Linked DNA regions of Homo sapiens: region 2 is linked to region 1. A link is a loop called in an ENCODE intact Hi-C map of the cell type or tissue named here. Cell type or tissue: uterus. All regions are shown on one strand. Each heading gives the region's core, and the rest is flanking DNA. Links, peaks and the distances in the headings are about the cores only.

The links. Peaks named below come from ENCODE experiments on the same cell type or tissue, not always from the same donor. Only the 100,000 strongest peaks of a DNase experiment are listed, where the experiment ranks them.
Region 2: it touches region 1 in a loop (8-fold over the local background); 5 of 110 quality-filtered maps call a loop at or near these places.

Annotation. Positions count from the first base shown.
Region 1 is chr5:128,072,236-128,079,214 of GRCh38, forward strand. The region is part of intron 1 of SLC12A2-DT (SLC12A2 divergent transcript); the gene reads right to left. Among named protein-coding and RNA genes, the nearest start is that of SLC12A2-DT, 7.4 kb to the right of the region's middle. In uterus, for the core only: no CTCF peak of the experiment used is centred there; no DNase peak of the experiment used is centred there.
Region 2 is chr5:127,038,048-127,045,026 of GRCh38, forward strand. It overlaps LOC105379163 (a long non-coding RNA gene), which reads left to right. Exons shown (of 2, transcript XR_007058920.1): 2 at 1-825. It also overlaps a transcript of C5orf63 not described here. Among named protein-coding and RNA genes, the nearest start is that of MARCHF3, 11 kb to the left of the region's middle. RefSeq lists an enhancer at 2,734-3,577. In uterus, for the core only: no CTCF peak of the experiment used is centred there; a DNase peak (open chromatin) is centred at 2,934; H3K27ac peaks cover 1,754 bases.

The DNA of each region.
Region 1 (6,979 bases), core at 1,660-4,159:
TGTGAGGCCTCCCCAGCCACGTGGAACTGTGAGTCCATTCAACCTCTTTTTATTTATAAATTACCCAGTCTCAGGTATATCTTTATCAGCAGTGTGAAAATGAACTGATACACCATGCCTGGCCAAAACCAAAATCTTCTTAACTCATGTTCCACATTTAAATATATGGTAGCAGTGGTGAAGGAGAGTGAAGAGAAGTTTTGAATTGTTATAGTATACATGCACACACAGGTTCACACGCACACACAAACCATTTTGTAAGGGGAACATTTATTTTAAATCTTAGCCATGTGTTAATTTTCACTTAATATTTGTAGGAACATTTTCAGTTACATGTTCAACATAATACCATTTTAATACTAGTATTAAAAATGTTTTATAACCCTTTATAACACAGGAAAACACAGGTTTCTACCAATGGGCAGAACTTGTCATCATGGGGGATTCCAGTAAAAGACTATTTCCCAATCTGCTACGTACAGCCGACTGCCTAAATTTGGACCAATGGATTTGGTGTGTGTGTGTATGGTAGGAAGTTGTTTTCTCCTCTCTAGGTTTTCCTTCTCACTGACGAGATAATAGCAACAAATAAAGGCTCCCATCTTTAATTCAGATGAAGAAGCCTCCTGATGAGAAGGACAGAGCTGCCTGGCCAGCTTCAGACAGGTCATTTCTAGATTGCTGTCTGAGTAGAACAGAAATGTCTGTTATTTCAGCACTGAAATTTGAAGATATTGTTATAGAAAATTTTAACACAAAAGTCTAAATATTCAGTTAAATTATTTGTAGGAAATAGTTCAATCAATGTCATTAGTCAAGGCAAAAATCTTTGTCATAAGAATTAGGGGATAAAAACAAAATCTTAAAAATATGTACACATGAATTTTTATGTATATGCTCATGTGACATTAAAGGTCTCTCCAGGCATTACATCAGCAGTCCCCAACCTTTTTGGCACCAGGGACCATTTTCTTCCATGGATTGGGGTGGTGAAGGTGGATGACTTTGGGATGATACAAGAACACTACATTTATTGTGCACTTTATTTCTATTATTACTACATTGTAATATATAGTGAAATAATTATACAACTCACCACAACATAGAATCAGTGGGAGCCCTGAACTTGTTTTTCTGCAACTAGATGGTCCCAGCTGGGGGTGTTGGGAGACAGTGACAGATCATCAGGCATTAGATTCTCATAAGGAGCACGCAACCTAGATGCTTCACAGGCACAGTTCACAATAGGGTTCATGCTCCTATAAGAATCTAATGCCACTGCTGATCTGACAGGAGATGGAGCTCAGGCAGTAATGCGAGTGATGGGGAGTGGCTGCAAATACAGATGAAGCTTCTCTTGCTTGCCCACTGCTCATCTCCCGCTGTGCAGCCTGGTTCCTAATGGTACCATTCTGTGGCCCAGGGGTTGGGGACTCCTGCATTACATCAAAGTAAAAATCACACACACACAAAGACCAAGATACTTACAGTAATAAATTTTCTAAATAGTTGAATGTCAACACTATGATAAACAAAATTGCAATGCAACTAACTGGAGAAAACCAATTTAGTTTAGGGTTTTTGTCCATAATACATGAAAAAGCTCTTAAAATGGGTAAAATGACAAAGAACATTGTATTAATAGATTTTTGGTTGCAAGCCACAGAAACCAAGACTCTGGTTAACTTAGATGAAGTGAATTACTGTAAGAGTATGGGAAAGTTAAATGAAAGAAGAAACAGATGCAGAAAGGACAACGGAAGTAGTTCCAGAGGGTGCTGCTGGCAGGAACTACCATACTGTCTTCCCTGAGTACTGCCACTGGAATGGACAGTTCCTTAGAAACAGACTGAGGTGGCATAGAGATGGCATAGAGAAAGCATAGAGAAATGGCATAGAGGAAGTTTGATTGAGAGTATACTCAGGAGACACAACTATAAGGAAATGAGGAAGGCAGGATTGGGCAGAGGAAGCAGCAGACTCACAGTGAGGATGCAGCTGAAGCCTCAGTCCATCCTACAGGGTGTTCTTTGAGGTAGTGGCTCTTTAGATTGTCCCAAATACAGTCAATGCCCTTTATATTGACCATCAGCTAGTCAGTGGCCTTGGGTTGCCCTCAGGCAAGGCAGTTGCCCAGGGAGGGAGGAAGTGAGATATAAGCAACTAAGAGTCCCACAACTGGACTTACTTTTCTGACTTTGCATCACACCACCCAAAATTCAAAACACTTATGAGAGCCAGATTGGCACATTTGGTCATATGCTCACAATTTGGCTGGGGCAGGCAAGCTCCTCTATTATGTCCTTCCAAAACTACACACAGAGAGGTAATTCCAGTAAAAGAATTACCCCCACCTCACCAAAGAAACAAAACAAAACCCAAACAAAAACAACAAGAAAAATGTGTATGCTATTACCACAACAAGAGAGAATGGAAACCCCACTTCTAGGATACAGTAATGGTCTTCTATAGATATCAATGGGCAATTCAGAAATAAAAATATATAAATGATTAAGAAACTTTAAAAACTATAACCTCACTAGAAGTCAATGATCTGCAAATTAAACTTTTGTTGTTTTTTTTTTTTGCTAATCAGATTGACAAAGATTAAGAAAGATTTTACTCTGACTTTATAAGGGTGGTGGAAGGCAGAAATTCAAACACAATGTTGACAGAAGGATAAATTGATAATAACCTTTCTGAAAATCAATTTTGATATGTATGCCAAAAGTTTTAAAAATATACATACCCTGCTATTTCACTTCTAAGAATTTATCCTAAGGAAATACTCAATTAAGAAAGATATATGCACAAAGACATCCAATGTAGCACTGCTTGCTCTTATTTAAAAATGAAATAAACAGGGTTCAAAAATAGGTGATAGAGTCAGTAAATTATGATAAATCTACATGATGCAATATTATGAAGCCATTAGAAATCATGCAATTGCAAGATATCCATTTTCATATATAGAGAAATGTTCACATTACTGGTTTTAAAAACTATAAAACATACCATAAATCATTTTGTAATACCATAAACAGGAAAATGTTATTTCAGGGTGATGGCATTATAAGTGTTACTTCCTTTTGCTTTTTTCCTATGACTTCTATATTAATTATTACTTTATAAATAGAAAGATGTTATAAATAATAAATATCTACTTGACTTATAGATATTAAATTCTTGATATATATCCTATTATATATCAAGAATTATATATTATATCAAGAATTATATAATATGGAATATATATCAATAATATCTATCTATATTATATAATATATATTAAGAATTTTATGTCTCTAGAAATTGGTTACAATTCAACCAGGCATGGTGGGTGTCTCAGCCTGTAATCCCAGCACTTTGGGAGGTCAAGGCCGGCAGATCACTTGAAGTCAGGAGTTCGAGACCAGCCTGGCCAACATGGTAAAACTCCATCTCTACTAAAAATACAAAAATTAACCAGGCCTGTTCGTGAGCACCTGTAATCCCAGCTACTTGGGAGATTGAGGCAGGAGAATCACTTGAACCCGGGAGGCAGAGGTTGCAGTGAGCCGAGATCATGCCACTGCACTCCAGCCTGGACAACAGAGAGAAACTCAGTCTCAAAAAAAAAAAAAAAAAAAAAAAAAATTGGTTACAATTGAGGTGGAATTTTAGTTCAAATCTCTTAAAAAACAAGAAACATTTCTTGACTAATCAGAAGAGCTGATACTCAGGGCCATATTCAAAGTCAGCTGGTACTTCAGTTTTAAATGAAAACAATTACATGAACCGTAATAACCTGCCTTTACCTTCATACTCATGTTTTTAAAAACTGCCATATTGAACCTAATAGTTTTGGCCCACATTTAAAGGAAGATTAAATTACTTGGAAAGGGCCCAGAGGACAGTAATAAAAATAATTACATACTTAGAAATTTGGTCCTATAATGACATGCAAGAGGAAATCATTTAGAAAATAAAACTGAAAATAACCTTACACTTTTACGGGTTACCATAACCTCTGAAGAATGGGACAAGAAGCCAAAGAATTGAATTATAATGAGAATAATTTAATTTAGTCATTAGGAAGAACATCTTATTCCTCAATAAGTATTTGAGTGATTATTAATGTCCAATGCTATGGCATAAGGACTTGTAACCACTAGGATGTGTTACTAGAAATTATTTTCTTAAAAGTGTCAGAGGTAGAATATTGTGCAAAGTAGGGGCTTATTACATAACCCTTTAAGATCTTTTCCATATTTATGATTTTTACAAAATTTCAGGCATCTAGAATAATTATAAAAACATATCTTATTTTTATGGCTTTTTAAAAGTGAAAATAGATTAATAATTAAGAAATATAAGAGGATAAAAATATTAGAGATTTTTCATTAACATTGAGGAAAATATAAGTATACAGTTAGTTAGGAAACGCATTATATTATTTGACTCCATAAAGGGGAAGCAATTAAACTAATTATTAAGATATGAGTACATGTGTGTTAAGTGTCAGTATTTGTATTTTAAATCTCTTTTTTTTTAAAGTATAGTGCAATGTAGTGAATGCAGACAAAATGTTCCTATAACATATCTGTACAGATTTTTTTCTAAGACGGGAGTCTTGCTATGTTGTCCAGGCTGGTCTTGAACTCTGGGGCTGAAGCGATACTCCTGGCTTAGCCTCCCTAGTAGCTGGGACTACAGGCACACACCAACTTACCAGTAACACATTAGTTTTAAGGGGCTCAGATGAAGGAAAATAAAATGGATTTAAGATGAGTAAAAAAGAATCCTCCTTTGTCTGGGCTTGTTCCATCTTCCAAATATGTAGCAGCAACATAATGACACTAAAAACTGCCCTAAAAATCTGTAACAGAAAAAAAAAATAGCTTACATGCTACTCAAAAAATTACCTAAATACCTCTCAAAATCAAAACAAAAAGCAAAGTAAAAAATAAAACAGGACATACTTGCAAGAAAAGATATGACCTAAAGGTTGTATCTTAGCCCTGTTTGTTTTTTGAATAAAATATTAAGTTTTAAGCATTTATTTACTGTTTACATACATTAGGCCTTACCATATTATCAGGCACTATTCTAAGTATTTTACGAATAGTACTTTATGTAATCCTCATAGCTCCACAAGTATGAGGGTGTGGTGGCTCATGCCTGTAATCCTAGCACTTTGGAAAGCAGACTGCTTAAGTCCAGGAGTTCAAGACCAGCTTAGGCAACATGGCCATACCCTGTTTCTACAAAAAACAAAAAAATTAGCCGGGGATGGTGGCCTGCACCTGTGGTCCCAGCTACTCAGGAGGCTGAGGTGGGAGGATCACTTGAGCCTGGGAGATCAAGGCTGCAGTGAGCTGTGATCTTACCACTGCACTCCAGACTGGGTGACAGAGCGAGACTCTGTCTAAAAAAAAAAAAAGCTACCATTGTTATACCCCATTTTATAGATTAGGAAACTGAGGCACAGAGGTCACACTAAGCCAAGATCACACAACAAATAGCGGAGCTGATGGAGCTGAGATTCAAATCCAGGCAGTCTGGTGCTGGAGTCCATGTGTGTAATCACTAAGCTATTATATACAAGTAATTCCTTCAAATATTAATATTTGATAACAATTTTGAACTTTGAAGTTTGCAAATATCCACAGCCTGTATAGTTAGAAGTACAAAAGTAATCACAAATAACTTTTCTAATACAGATTTTAAATTGGAAAAGATTTCTTTGAATAGCTTTACAACAAACATGTGTAGACAAAAGTAGGGATAAGAAAGAAAGACTGTTTTTTAAATGCATTTGTCATGAATTTACTACCTGGGTAAGCAAAAAACTTGAGCTGTCTCTTTTGAAAGACATAATTTACAAATATGAATTTATATATTGTCTAGAGGAAAAGCACAGTACAATTTCAATTAATGTTTAATTCTATGACTGACTAAAATCTTTATAATATTTTTAATTAAAGAAGAAGGTGACCGGGACTTAGGTAAGAAAGCAAAATTATAACATTTACTACATAACAAGTTTTTTGTTTTTTTTTTTACATAAACAAGCTTTGTTTCTTACAAAAAAAAACAAGCTTCTTCTTTTTTTTTTTTTTTTGGATACAGAGTCTCACTCTGTCGCACAGGCTACAGCATAGTGCCGCAGTCTCGGCTCAATGAGGCCTCTGCCTCCCGGGTTCAAGCAATTCTCATGCCTCAGCCTCCCTAGTAGCTGGGATTACAGACATGCACCACTACACCCAACTAATTTTTGTATTTTTAGTAGAGACAGGGTTTCCCCATGTTGGCCAGGCTGGTCTCGAACTCCTGGCCTCATCTGATCCGCCTGCCTCGGCCTCCCAAAGTGCTGGGATTATAGGCATGAGCTACTGTGCTAGGCCTATAAAAAAGCTTCTTTAGGGTAACTTTTTTCTTTTTTCTGTAACAGAATAATCACATTATTTCTCAAGGGAAATACCATTTACTCAATTTGTACTCTGAATGCCATCTAATAAAACAGCAAAGCCACAACCATGCAGAATGTCAGCACAGCATGTCTAACTAAAACTCACTGTAAGAAAAAAAAGGAAAAGAGAGCTGATTTCAAAGGTTCTACATGGCTTTGCACTTCACATGCTCTGATGCTGCAGATATGAGAAGTTGTAGGTCTAACATAATTTATATCTTCTTTTAGGATACTTTGGCATTTGTGAATTGAGAAGTTTGGAAAACAACTACGCAAGTCACTTCTAATCCTAAAATTCCAACTACATGAAATAAATATTAGTAAGTACTCAGACACACACAATGTCAAAGGCTGGCCTTGTGGCAAAAAGGAAATACAGCAAAATCAGTCAGGTTCCCACCACGGCACTGATAGCAAGTCTGTTCTCAAGGTTAGTCTCTAAACTGACACCTGGTAAGTCTGACAATGAAATATTTGCCAACAATTAAGTAAAGGAGATCTCTCCTGATAAATTTTTCATAAGTTTCA
Region 2 (6,979 bases), core at 1,526-4,025, 1.0 Mb before region 1:
GGACTGTTGAAACGTTTTATTTTGGTATTTGTTTCATTTTTAAAGGCTGTGACTAGGACTTCATACCTGTCTAATAAGCATGCATGTAACATTTTTATATTTGCTGAGTGCTTCATAGTCCTCCATTAGTCCCCACAATACCCCTTGAGGGTAGGTCAGTATTACAGTTTACAATATGAGGAAATTTAAGATACAAAGGGATTATGTGATTTGTACAAGGTCACCCAGCATGCAAGCCTAGCTAATAAAATATGACTACAAAGCTCTTTCCAAATAAAAAGTACCTTATAAATGTTAGGTAGTATTAATGGGTATGATCCCAGAATGAGTAAAATACTCTTCAGGAGTAAAGTGCTCATACATGGTATATAATATTAATTCTCTCTCTTTTTTTTTTTTTTTTTTTAACCTGTGGGTGACTTTTGAAATAGTTATTCTTGAACCTGGCTATGCATCAGAAATGTCTCTAGAGTTTTTAGAACATGTGAGCACATAGACCCCTACTCAGCCGACAGAATCATAATCTGGGCAGTGGGATTTAGATAATTATGCCTTGAAAAATCTCCATGGGGGATTTGGATGCTCAGTCAGAGCTGAGAACCACTACTCTAGGCTAGAAGAGTAACATCGGTCAGGCCAAGAGCAACAACAAAACACTGTGGAGTTAATTCAGAAGAGAAAGTCTGGTGTCTTCCAGGCCTCTGTCCAGCCAGTTCACAACTATTATTAGCAGAGGAACTGCCTCCCTGAAATAATCAACTGTAATAACCATGTGTGAAATTCCCGGAAATAGTGCAGAGATTAAAGTTTATTTAAGAACCGTCAGTTTTTGAAAGTTATAATTTACTGGGTAAATTTACTGGCACACCCTTGGTTTATTACTGTGCTTAGTGTTTTTATTCTGAATACTTTGTACTTCTTCATAATCAACATGGTAAGAACCTATAATATCTGCCCATTCATCCATCTGCCAAACACTTATTGAATACTTGCTGTATGGAAATTTCAGAGTGAAAATAATGATCTTTTTCCAGAAGTTTATAATCAAGTGATAAAAACAGACACAGGCAAAACCAACCAACCAAACAAAAACCTGAAGCCACACATATGATAATAAAAAGTATAATCAAAGTGTTAGATGAGGCATTATTCATAATTGCTAAAAAGTGGAAACAGCTCAAATATCCATCAACTGATAAATGGATAAATGTGGTATACCCACACAATGAAGTATTATTATTATTCAAACAATGAAGTGGAATGTATACTGATAATGCTACAATATGGATGGATCTTAAAAACACTATGCTAAGTGAGAGAAGCCAGTCACAAACGTGGTATTCCCATACAATGAACTATTATTATTATTATTATTAAACAATGAAGTGGAATGTAGTACTGATACATGCTACAACATGGATGGATCTTAAAAACGCTATGTTAAGTGAGAGACACCAGTCACAAAGGACCACATATCGTATGATTCCATTTATATGAAATGTCTTGAATAGGCAAATCTGTAGAGACAGAAAACAGATGGTTGCCTAGGGCTGGGGATGGGGAAGGATGGAGGAAATGGGTGACTGCTAGTGGGTACAGGGTTTCTTTTTGGAGTGACGAAATGTCCTAAAATTGATTGTGGTGACAGCTGCACAACTTCGTTGACTATACTAAAAACCGTTCAATTGTACGCTTTAAATGGGTGAATTGTATGATATGCAAATTGTATCTCTAATAAAGACAATGGAAGATAGATAGATAGATAGATAGATAGATAGATAGATAGATAGAGCTGTATGAACTTGGAGGAAAGAGAGATTAATTAATTTGGATTGGAAGAAAGTCGTGGGAAATTTCCTGGAGGAAATGATATTTGAGCTGACTCAAAAAGGATGATTTTTGTAAGATGGTGTGGATGAAAGGAGGGAAGGTATGCTCAAAGAGACACTCAAAGTGAGGGTGCTTTCATGCAAGGGCAAGTTATCTGGAATAGACAAGAGTTTAAGATGCATGAAGGATACAGTAGATGGAGGCTAGATGCAGGGCTTTTACTGTCATGCTAAGTTCTGTGGTTTGGTTTTCATTTTTGTAGGCAATGGAAAGCCACGATAGGTCTGTGAGTGGATGATCAGACCTGTGATTTGGAAGGATAATTAGAAGTGGTGATGAGGTAGATAGAAGATGGCATAGGAGAGCAGTGAGTAAGGGAGGCCATTTAGGAGGCAAAGGCATTGCAATGTGTAGGTGAGAGATGAAGAAGCCTTCGACTACTGCAAAAGCCGTGAGGACTGAAACAAGGAGACAGATTTTTTTTTTTTAGTAGAGTCAGGGCACTATGTTGCCCAGGGTGGTCTTGAACTCCTGGGCTCAAGCAATCCTCCCACCTCAATCCTCCCACCTCAAAGCAATCCTCCCGCCTCCCAAAGTGTTAGGATTACAGGTGTGAGCCACTGCGCCCGACCAAGGAGGCAGATTTAAGAAATGGTTAAGAAGTAGAATCATTAAACTCACGTACCCCCTGATGGCCCTGGGGGAGTAGGTGGAAAAGCATACAAATTGGACAGCACACTATCTGAAACCACGTAAGGGCATGGGTCCTTTTTTGACAAATTATTTTGAATGAAAAAACTTTTGTTGAAATAATGTCCAGCAAGCAAATTGTAGCTCTTTACATCTGTTAACAAGGGTTTGATTACAGACATTCTTCAATTTTTTAACAAAGGAATGTATATTGTGAATCAAAGGTGGATTGAAGACAGAAATGCAATCCAATCATTCTGTGAGCACTTTCCAATCAGACCTCCCCTTGTTGAAGATGAAGCAGTCGTCATTTATGGACTATTCCGAATGACTAAGTATTTACCTCTTGCTCAGATAGCTTCCCTAGAAACACTTCCTTTGGTGTGAGCAACTTGGATTTACTGCCAGGGCAACACCTCCCATCCAACGCCCACACTGCCTCTTGGCTGGGTCCTCACCAGCAGGTGTTCATAAGCAGTATTTTGTTTTGCTTCTATTAAGAGTGTAGGCTTTGAAAAGCATCGTCTGAACGTATCACCCATTATACTTTCACTTACAAGTGTTCTTATGGGGAGATCTGAAACCTTGGCGTCTCAAGGATCAGGAAGACAAAGACTGCCTTTTCTCATGCAAGGCCACACCTATGTTTTCCATTAGAAGGAGGGGCAGGCAAATCCTGGGCAAGGTCAAAATATAAAGTCTCTCCCAGTGCATGGCGGTGCACTCCCTGGGGATCTGTTAAAACCTCTTTTGTGTGTTTTGGAAGGTGTTACGGTGAAACTGCCTGCTGCTAGCTGAGTTTGAGAACAGTGACCCTGACAAGTGCCTTACAGGAGTTTATCAAGTGGAGAACACCATTTAGAACACCACTCACTGAGATGCAGCTCTTATCTGTGCCTGTCAGTGAACAATGTTCAATCGCAGATCACAGTTGTTAGCAGAGCTAATTACAGCAGTCTCAGGTGAGAAGAATCCCAGCAACTGCCTCTAAGGGACTTCCATCACAGGGGCTTCGCAGGTAAGCAACGAAAATAGCCCCTTGGGGGATCTATAAACAACAGTTCTCTGCAACTCTGAACATGGACTCATCCACAGTTGGTGAGAGATCATGTTCAAAAGAGAACCACCAAAGGGAGAAGGAGGAAAGGGATGCTTAAAGCCAGGAAGGGAAATGTTCTGGATTAAATAAGAGCAGAACTGGGTATTTATTATTCCTTGGGCTGTCTGACTCACTGCATAACCTTATAAAGTCATTTCCTCTTTCTGGGACTCACTGTTCTCATCTCAAAAATAAGGATAGTAATACCTGCCCTATTTATATCACGGGATTGCTGACAGAATAAAATAAAATAAAATATGTATTTTTAAAAATAAAAGCTGGGGAAAACTAGAAAATACAGCTTTAGGTAGAGTAACTGATTCCCTTTGTCTTATTTCACATTTTACTTATAAATGATGGAAGGGAACAACAACAAATATTGGTGCTATTACAGAATCCTAGATTTCAGTTTCTCATGCCTCCAGTTTTTTGTGGTTTGCACATCTTCAGATTTGCCTCTCCCTCCCCAATTTGTTCTCAGCATCAGTTCTGGGGTAAACTCAGGCTCCAGTTTGAGGAGGAGAGGAAGATCCCAAGAATCTGAAGAGGCCAAGCCCCTGTATTTTTTTAGTCTCTTGTCTTTGTGTCTCCTGCTGCAGCCCACGTCTTGAGGGCCTCCTCCCAAGTCCTGAAGGTGAATCCTGCCTGTGGGATACCTGGTTTGCTGGGGACGTTGGCCCTGAATGAGAATTTCTAATGTCAAATTGGGACTTAAGAAGATATCTCTAGAACAGAACCAAAAAGAATCTGTAACAACGTGCCCTAAACATGTCTTAGGCTGGGTCTGTAACTACATTCTTGTTCCTGCTGAAAATCGCAGCATCCTTCTAACCAAGCAAGGCACGTCCACTTATCTGATGGTGCTGTCAGTGACAGAAAGGGATCATATTATGGATTTGGCAGGGAGGAAAAATATTTATTTCCAAATTTTGAAGATTTATCTTTTCCAGATATGCAAAACCAGTCAGAATATTAAAAAAAAAAATCAATGAAAAGTGATCATGTTTTGTGAGCAGAAGGAATCATTCTTGAATTCAAAATAATAATGAAGACTTATAAGGATCTCAAATCCATGATAAAACAAATGATTTGACAATAGCAAGTGAGTAGGACTACCAAACCCTTAACTGCCCCCTTATGGTGAAGCGATGTCTCCATTTAATGAATGTGTTCCATTAAATGTTTAAATTTCCCCTTTTCTTTTCTCCTCTCCGCTGTTTAGTTTTTTTTCAATGTTCAGCATAACTAAAAAGTCTTAAGTAGGGAATTGCACATAATTATAGGCTCCACACCAATGACAAAGTCATGCCTCTTCTTAAGTATTCATAATCATTTTTGTACTCTTCTTTCCTCCTCTGGACAATTTAGTTAGAATGACAGCAGTGTCCTTTATTTCTCTTGAAGGCATCTGCTGGTCTCACTTTGTGTACAGGTCATAAAACATCAAGAAACACAGTAATGTATTTTTCATGTAGTCACATATACATAAATTTTTAAAAAACACTGCTTTAAATGAATAGAACAAAAGTGGGAGGGAGTAACTAAATTTTATCTATTAAAGTTATTTGGTGAGGTAAGAATGTTTAAAAGACTATCTTTCCAACTCAAAGGCTGTGACCACCCTGAACATGCTGGCTTGTCCTGCCAGCTGACAAGTTGTTTTGTGCTGTTAGGTGTCAACTCAGTGACATCCTTTGCTCTCTCAACCTTTCCTTTATTACTGGCTTAGTGAAATCTGACATTGATAAGAACCCTAACTTGAGAATGCTTCACAGAGCAGGATCATTGCCAAATTCAGGAGTCTTGCTAGTTTGCAAGATGAGAGAATCCATGCAGAACAAAAGGCTGATACTAAAAGTCAGCAATCACAATGGGAATCAATCCCACAATCTGATTTCTAAATATCTTAATCTCCTCTGACCTTAAAAGAGTGAAATTGGCCTAATTTTGAGAATATCTTTACAAGAAAACACAGGGTAAGGTGGAGTGAAATCCTAAAACATAGCTCTTCTGGCAGTTCTTTCCCAACTTCTGACATCTCTTTTTTACCCAGATTATGCATCAATGCCCATTTTCTCTTTGTAGCATTAAATTCATAACAAAGAACATACAGCAAATGCCTCATTTACCTGGTCCAGGATTAAGTCTTTCTGAATATAGGACTTTCTCAGGTGACAGTTAACCTAGTCTCATGATGCAAATGTACATTTTAACTCATTTTTAAGGGAAGCGTTTTCTAAAATTTATTTCCCTCTCTGTTGCCTTAGTGGCCAGGCCACGGGTTGACCTTGTTGTGAGGACTCAGGACCACCACTGAGGTCTTCTGTGCAATGCAATGCTGCAACAAAGCCATCAGGGTTTCTGAGGAGAGCTGGGTCACAGGGTATTCTAAGTAGCACAATGAGGCCATGGGCTCAATTTGCCTTTAACTTGTATCATCTAAACTTTTTGGTGTTCTCAAATCATTAACAAAAGTTCCAATTAATATTTGGCCTACAGTATTTCTAAGGATAGAAAGTTTTCCATCAGGAATTCCGTTCAAATATACCATTTCAGCATAAAGAAGGGATGCCCATGACTCTCAATATAGGCCTATGGTTGGATTCTTCTTATTACTACTAGTCTATTAGCTGGCACTCCTATGTGCTGCTTCTCCTCTTTTGTATGACATTAATATTAATATTAATATTTCCCCTTTCCCTGAAGCTTTATGTCCTTGTAGACTTTAGAATTCAGAGGTTTAGCTTTGGTAGTCATCTTTGAACCTGAGAGAGGAGGTAAAATGCAAAATGTCAGTGCCTAAGCTGAAGACCGATCGAATGAGGCCATTCTCTCTTGATTATGTCTCCATGCTCAACATGAATTTCTGTGTCAATAGAGAGGTACCAAATCTGTTCCAGGTGCAGGATTTTGGGTCACAGCATCAAAGTATCCTGTCTCTATGGTGAACAAGAGTCATGGGTCTGGTGCGCATATCTGTGGACTATAATGGGTTACTATGGTTTACTCTCCAGTGTCAGGGTCACTTTTGAGGCCTCTGAACTCTCCTCCCCACAATTCAGCCAAAAGCCAGGTAGAATGTTATGGCTACCTCATTCTATGCTTTTTTTTTTTTTTTTTTCCTTTTTCTGGAGAACGGGGTCTTGCTATATTGCCCAGGCAGGTCTCGAACTCCTGGGCTCAAGCTATACTCCCACCTCTTGCCTCCCTGAGAGCTGGCATTACAGGCATGAGCCACCGTGCCCGGCCGGCTACCTCATTCTAGTACTGCCCCAACACTGCCTGCCATTTTTGGGTGCTGAGCTAATCAATTACCTCTGGTCTTTAGCTCCTTTCTGGATGTCGTTTCTTAGTGGGTCA